Linked DNA regions of Homo sapiens: regions 2 and 3 are each linked to region 1. A link is an interaction called in ENCODE POLR2A ChIA-PET data of the cell type or tissue named here. Cell type or tissue: PC-9. All regions are shown on one strand. Region 1 overlaps CLUAP1 (clusterin associated protein 1). Region 2 has its middle 7.6 kb from the start of SLX4. Region 3 has its middle 8.1 kb from the start of DNASE1.

Evidence for each region. Peaks named below come from ENCODE experiments on the same cell type or tissue, not always from the same donor. Only the 100,000 strongest peaks of a DNase experiment are listed, where the experiment ranks them.
Region 2: POLR2A ChIA-PET joins it to region 1 with 38 read pairs; 4 of 35 experiments call an interaction of 5 or more read pairs at or near these places.
Region 3: POLR2A ChIA-PET joins it to region 1 with 11 read pairs; 3 of 35 experiments call an interaction of 5 or more read pairs at or near these places.

The regions. Positions count from the first base shown.
Region 1 is chr16:3,513,688-3,516,187 of GRCh38, forward strand. CLUAP1 (clusterin associated protein 1) reads left to right here. Exons shown (of 12, transcript NM_015041.3): 6 at 1,821-1,904. Among named protein-coding and RNA genes, the nearest start is that of CLUAP1, 14 kb to the left of the region's middle. In PC-9, no CTCF peak of the experiment used is centred here; DNase peaks (open chromatin) are centred at 694 and 1,214; H3K27ac peaks cover 1,523 bases.
Region 2 is chr16:3,617,963-3,620,462 of GRCh38, forward strand. It overlaps a transcript of DNASE1 not described here. Among named protein-coding and RNA genes, the nearest start is that of SLX4, 7.6 kb to the left of the region's middle. In PC-9, no CTCF peak of the experiment used is centred here; a DNase peak (open chromatin) is centred at 989; H3K27ac peaks cover 1,420 bases.
Region 3 is chr16:3,645,331-3,647,830 of GRCh38, forward strand. It overlaps a transcript of DNASE1 not described here. Among named protein-coding and RNA genes, the nearest start is that of DNASE1, 8.1 kb to the right of the region's middle. RefSeq lists enhancers at 1-459, 460-1,213. In PC-9, no CTCF peak of the experiment used is centred here; a DNase peak (open chromatin) is centred at 1,151; H3K4me3 peaks cover 377 bases; H3K27ac peaks cover 1,145 bases.

The sequences.
Region 1 (2,500 bases):
GATTCGCCTTCCTCGGCCTCCCAAAGTGCTGGGATTACAGGCATGAGCCACTGCGTCTGGCCTAGAGTGGAGTAGTGTTTAATCCTTACCTGTAAAGATTTATGGCATTTGAAGCATATGTGCTCAATCTAATGCTTTAAAACTAAATGAATTTCTTTCATTCACTTCCTAGCAAGAGTGCCAGCCATGGCTTCTCTCTCTCACTGCCTTGCCTGTGTTCTGGCATACCCTGGGAGCAAACTGGAAGTGGAAGTCTGGGGAAGAGGGACTTAGGTGCTAGATTGCTATGTCTGCTCATCATATATTGACCCGGCAGTTGCCACCTGATGAAGTGTGGTTGGCAGAATGAAACTGCCACTGACATCTGCTAGCTAATTCAGATGATGAGTAAGGTACCTCCAGGCTTTCCCCTGTTCTGTTTGTAGTGCAGTGGTGTACATATGTCTGTACATGTCCCTAAGAGACTCAGAGACAGGAGCTGGCCACTTGCTGATTGCCACTAGAGCTGTGGCATCATTGTGAGACTTCATTTCCATCCCACGGGGTCTCTTTCAACACCATCCTGTAAAGAATGATGAAGTAACCAGTGGCTGAAACTGTTCCCAAGGAAACCATGAGACCCTGAATGTAGTACTTGTCAAATTCTGTGTGTAGTCATGATCCGAGGAAGAGCGCCTATCCAGTGTTTGTTTTTCTTTCATTCAGTAAACATTTACTGAGGTGCAGCCTCAGCCACAGGCAAGGCACTGAGCTCTGCCTCCTTGACTAAGTCCTCACCCTGCCCTCAGCCATTCCCACCAGGTGCACCGTGGATGAAAGGAAGCACAAGACGAGTTTTGACACAGTGCTTCAGGAACCTTGTCTTACTTTGTTCAGGCTGCCGTCCCAAAACACAATAAGCTGAGTGACTTATAAATAACAGATTTGTTTCTCACAGTTCTGGAGATTGGGAAGTTCTAGATGAAAGCACTAGCAGCTTCAGTGTCTGGCGAGGGCTTGTTCCCCACAGATGGTGCCTTGTTGCTGAGTCCTCACATGGCAGCAGGGGTGAGGGATCTCCCCAGGGTTTCTCTTAGGAGCTAATCACCTCCTAACATCATCACATTGTGGTTTCGAGTTTCAACATAGGAATTTTGGGGTCACACAAACATTGTCTATAGTAAACCTCATAACTATATCCACATTACAATCCCATGTCTCAGAAGTTTTCAGCACTGATATGATAGTCACAGATGTCTCCCTTGATAGGTTAATGGTTCATGCTAGGGGCAGGGCCATGGTCACTGTTCTTATCGGTTGCGTTTGTTAGTGATAGGCAACTGAGAGGGACTTCATGCTAAGAAAGATGCTTAGTTTGGGAGTCACCTGGACAGAATGCAGGTAAAGAAGCAAATTGGGGCTGGGCATAGTGACTCATGCCTGTGATCCTAGCACTGTGGGAGACCAAGGAACGTGGATCACTTGAGCCTAGGAGTTTGAGCAACATAGTGAGACCCTATCTCTATTTAAAAAAAAAAAAAAGAAGCAGCAGCAAATTTGGGAGAAAAGATAATGGATGCTAAGTTCAGTTTTGCTCATAGAGTTGGGGTCACCTAGGCCTCTGGCTGAAAAGGAGGACCTTGAGCTCTGGAGAGAGCTGGGTAGGCACTCAGATAATGGAAGACATTATAGGAGGTGATGGTGGCAGTGTTTTTGCATCAGAGATCCACATGGCAATAAACTTCGGAGAATCAGTCTATAAGGCACATCTAGATCTAGGAATACTGGTTTTGAGAACTCCTTTTCTGAAAATATACGTAAATGATTTTACTGTTTCCTAGGAAATGAGAACAGAAGCCATTGCCAGACCTCTGGAAATAAACGAGACTGAAAAAGTGATGAGAATTGCAATAAAAGAGATTTTGGTAAGATGACTTTGCTTTTATATAATGTTTTTTATGCCTGGGATTCAAAAATACTGATTTCTTGCCCATACAAGACAGAACAAGCTAGGCTTAGTAACAAGGGATGTGTTAGTGGGGAAATGAAAAACTCAAGAGGACATTCGAGCTTACCTAGGTCACTTACTATCATTTTTTTCCCCTCGTTATAAATAAAAACAGCTTCTCATGTTATTAAAAATTGATCAGTTTCAGTAATTTGATAATTATCAGTTATTCAATAATTTTAATAAATAATGCTCTATTTTATTTTGTTTAACCAATTCCTCACTGCTTAGTATTTAAATGATTTCAGGGTTTTCTAAATTCCAGACAGCACTGTAATAAGTAGAAGGATCACTATTGTTTACTGCTCGCTCACATCAGTTATCCTCTCATCTAAAGCAGTCAGTTGGAAGGCAGATCATGAGGGTGACTCTAGACTCAGATTGCTTGGGTTTGAATTCCACTGTGTGATATTAGGCAAGTTACTTACCCTCTCTGTGCCTCATTTTCCTCATCTGTAAAATGGCAAGAACTGCATTCCCAACTGTGTGGGGTCCTTATAAACATGAATCACG
Region 2 (2,500 bases), 100 kb after region 1:
AGAGCAGCCCAAATGGACTAAGACATTCTAGTAGCACAATATAGAAAGAACTTTTACAACTCAATGAAAAGACAACTCAGAAAATGGGCATGGTAGAACTTGTCCTGTGAAGAAGCCAAGACCAAAAAAAAAAAAAAAAAATGGACATAGGACTTGAATAGACATTCCAAAGAGTGGCAGGTGCCAACAAGCACATGAAAAGATGATCAGCATCATGAATCGTTAGAGAAGTGCAAATTGAAACTGCAGTGAGATACCACTTCATGGCCAGTAGGACAGCCATTTCCTAAAAAAAAAAAAAAAAAAGTATTGGTGAGGATGTAAGGAAGTTAGAACTCTGATACATTGCTGGAGGGAATGTAAAATGGTACAGCTGCTGTGGGAAACAGTTTGAGGTTCCTGAACAAGTTAAAGATAAAATCATCATATGATTCAGCAATTCCGCTTCTAAGGATATGTCCCAAAAAATTGAAAAAGTGTTTAAGGGCCAGGCGCGGTGGCTCACGCCCGTAATCCCAGCACTTTGGGAGGCCAAGGCGGGCGGATTACCTCTGGTCAGGAGTTTGAGACCAGCTTGGCCAATATGGTGAAACCCCGTCTCTACTAAAACTATAAAAATTAGCCGGGCTTGGTGGTGGGTGCCTGAATCCCAACTACTCGGGAGGCTGAGGCAGGAGAATCACTTGAACCTGGGAGGCAGAGTTTATGGTGAGCTGAGATGGTGCCATTGCACTCCAGCCTGGGCAACAAGAATGAAACTCCGTCAAAAAGAAGAAATGCTCAAACAAAAACGTGTACACCTCATATTCAGTCTAAATGCCCTTCAGTGCATGAATGAACAAAATGTAGTATAGAATGGAATACATGTTACACTGAACATTTGCTTATTTCCGTTTTGTAATTTTTTTTTAGTGACAAGGTCTCATTTCTGTTGCCCAGGCTCGAGTACAGTGGCACAATCATGACTCATGGCAGCCTCAGACTGCCAGGGATCAAGTGATCTTTCTGATCTTCCCAACTTCCTTATCTTCCTGACTCAGCCTACCTGTAGCTAGAGCTAGAAGGGCCCCTGGGTAATTTTTTTTTTTTTGAGACGGGGTTACACTCTATCATCCAGAATGGAGTGCAGTGGGGCAATCTCAGCTCACTGCAACCTCCACATCCCAGGCTCAAGTGATCCTCCTGCCTCAGCCTCCCTAGTAGCTGGGACTGCAGGCATGTAAAACCACACCTGGCTAATTTTTTGTATTTTTAGTAGAGAAAGGGTTTTGCCATGTTGCCCAGGCTGATCTCAAACTCCTGCGCTCAAGTGATCTGCCCACCTTGGCCTCCCAAAGTGCTGGGATTACAGGCATGAGCCACAATGCCTGGCCTGTGGGTAATTTTCTTTCTTTCTTTTATTTTTTATTTTTTTTTGGAGACAGAGTCTCGCTCTGTCGCCCAGGCCGAAGTGCAGTGGTGTGATCTCAGCTTACTGCAAGCTCTGCCTCCCAGTTGCATGCCATTCTCCTGCCTCAGCCTCCCGAGTAGCTGGGGCTACAGGCTCCCGCCACCACGCCTAGCTCCATTTTTGTATTTTTAGTAGAGACAGGGTTTCACCGTGTTAGCCAGGATGGTCTCTATCTGCGGACCTTGTGATCTGCCCACCTCGGCCTCCCAAAGTGCTGGGATTACAGGCATGAGCCACTGTGCCTGGCCGCCTGTAGGTAATTAAAAAAAAAATTTTTTTTGTAGACACAGGTCTTGCTATGTTGCCCAGGATGATCTCAAATTCCTGGGCTCAAGTGGTTCTCCTGCCTTGGCCTCCCAAAGTGCTGGGATTATAGGTGTGAGCCACCACGCCTGGCCCTCAGTATTTTTAAAAATTCTAATTTCCATTTACAGCTCTACTAAATATTTCATCGAGTCAGCAGATTGGTTATAAATATAACGAAAATTCATATGTATGGCTTTTCTTTTTTTTTTTTTTTTGAGACAGAGTCTTGCTCTGTCACCTAGGCTGGAGTGCAGTGGCATAATCTCGCCTCACTGCAACCCCCGCCTCCGGGGTTCAAGTGATTCTCTTGCCTCAGCCTCCTGAGTAGCTGGGACTACGGGCATGCGCCATCACGCCTGGCCAATTTTTGTATTTTTAGTAGAGATGAGGTTTCACCATGTTGGCCAGGCTGGTGTTGAACTCCTGACCTCAAGTGATCCACCCGCATCGGCTTCCCAAAGCGCTGGGATTACAGGCATGAGCCACCTCGCCAGGCCTGTGTATGGCTTTTCTTTTAAAAAGTTTACATGTCATATTTACCACATTACATTCATTGAGTCACATCATTCATCACATCATTTAGTCACGTGACTGGGTAACAAGCATTTCAGAGATCAAAAGGCTTCGTATAATTAGTAAAGAAACCTTTTATTTATTTATTTAGAGACAGAGTACTCAGTGTGTCACCCAGGCTGGAGTGCAGCGTGGCCTGATCATAGCTCACTGTAACTTCGAGGCTGCAGT
Region 3 (2,500 bases), 130 kb after region 1:
TTGGGGGATTACTTTTCATTGCGACCCTTGTTGGAAACATCAGCACACTGGAGTCCAGTTGCAGTTCGCCTTGTGGCTTTGTTTAAATCCTCATTGGGAATATGAGTTCTCATTGTCCTCAGGGACTCAGGCTGCGGGTGTGCTAACCTCCCTGGTGAGAAAGTGGCTTTTTAGACAAACTTCTTTTCATTTGCATCTCTCCTCAAAGCAGAATGCAGAAAGCGGCAGCACTGGGAGCGTGTGGGGAGGGACGGGGCAGCCGGCGGAGGCTGAGCCAACATGCCGTGGTTCAGGCCCACACCTCGTGGAAGGCAGAAGGCGAGTGCTGACATTCCATAGCAGGCCGGGTTGGGGAAGGGGCGGTCTGCTGCCTGCTGCCTGCTGAGCGTGACTGTGCAGCTGTTGTAAGTCTTTGTGATTCTGATGTGTGGTGATCTGAGAAATTTCCCATCCTGGGTTAACACTTTCTTTATTATAAACAGAAATTAATTCATGAGGGATGGCGCAACCAGGCTGGGGCGCAGACCAAGGGCAGTGCACTGGGCTGTGATGACTGCATCCTGCTCAGGTTGTGGGACATGGGGTTAAAACACTGTCACGGCAAAGACACTGGCCTTTTACCTGAGTACAGGATAGTAGCCCTTTGTCCTCTAAGATGCTCTGTCCCTGGGGCCAGCAAACACCTCCCAAGGGAGAGGAGAGAAAGAACCCCGAGTAGAGCCAGCCGAGTAGAGCCAGCCGAGGGCAGATAGGTCTTGTAGGGCTGTGGGAGCCACTGCAACCCTGGGAGCTTCCTGTCAGCTCAAGCCCAGTGCCCAGAGTGTCCAAGTGCCACCTGGATGCCCTGCAGTGTCCACTGTGCTGGGTTCTCAAGGTTTTTCTCTGGGGGGGGTCTGCGGGGAACCTGGAGCTGCTGGGTAGGAGGTGGGCTTGTGGCTCAGCTGTGTCCAGTGGCTGGCTGTGGAGCGCCTCCTCTGCTCCAGTAATATTTTCATGGGCAAGAAAGACCACTACTTTCTTGGCCACCGCTTCCTGGAGCTTGTGTTCCTGGAAGCCAGCCATAAATAAGCCGGCCATAAACGAGGGTAAACAGGTGCCTGAGTAAACACACCAGAGCAAATGAGTCATATGGGCCGGCAGAGATGAACCTGGGGCCATGGCGGGTGTAGGGGTTGGGTGGGGAGAGGATGTCCTCTGAAAAGGTGACATTTAAGCTGAAACTGGAATGACAAGAAGGCCCCAGCTCTGCAGGCAGAGCGGAAGGCTCAGAGCTTAGAATCACGTAGGTCATGGAAAGCATTGGATTTCGTGTTAGGGACAATGAGAAACTGGTGACAGATTTTAAGTAGGGGAATAAAGAGATCTAATTACACATTTGCGAGATGTTCTGAGAGCTGTGGGGACGGCTGGGACATGTACCTGGAAGCAGGGCAGCCAAAGGGAGAGGCAGTGATGACGGGTGGTATGGAGGCTGCAGAATCTGGAGGACGTGCAGGCTCAGGGTGCATGGTGCGGGCGGGGCTGAGGGGGAGCGGGGCCTAGGATGATCTCAGGTATTCTAGCACCTGGATGGTGGTGGCACTATAGACATGAGCAGGGAAGGCCAAGGAAATAATCTGGGGCCATTGTGGCTGCAGCAAGTTTATGATGCCTGATGCCCGATGCCCATCAGACCTGTCTGAGGGGAGATGTCCCAGCCACAGCTGAAGTGTGAGACAAAGCCCCTGCTTCAGAGGACAGCAGGGGAGTGTTTCCTAAGCAGGCGTGACCAGACGGTGTTTCTAAGATGGAAACCTGGGCATTTAATTTTTTGTGTGTGGTTTCATTTTTAACATTAACTAATGGTTACCTTATTTTTGGATGTTGGATCACATCTGGCAGTATTGCTTTAAAAGCTTTTGATTTGTAGAATTGTAAGAACTAATCATGGGATTTTTTTTTTTTTTTTTTTTCTTTTTGAGACAAGGTCTAGTAGCTCTGTCACCCAGGCTGGAGTGCAGTGGTGCAGTCATGGCCCATTACAGCTTTTACCTTCCAGGCTCACACAATCCTCCTACCTCAGCCTCCTGAGTAGCTGGGACTACAGATGTGTGCCTCCATGCCTGGCTAACTTTTTAATTTTTTGTAGAGACAGGTTCTTGCCATGTTACCTAGACTGGTTTTGAACTTCTAAGCTCTAGCAGTCCTCCCACTGTGGCCTGCCAAAGTGCTGGGATTACAGGCATGAGGCACCACACGCAGCCAGAAAATTTCAGCATATTCAAAACTAGTATTACACATCTTCGTGTACTCATTACCCAGCCTCAGGGCTGGCATTTTGAAGCAAATCCCAGGTACTGTACCACTTCATCTTTCAATATTTTATTAATAGTATGTGACTGTAAAATATAAGGCCAGGTGTTGTAGCTCACACCTGTAATCCCAGCACTTTGGGAAGCCAAGGCAGGAGAATCACTTGAACCCAGGAGTTGGAAAGCAGCCTGGGCAGCACAGTGAGATC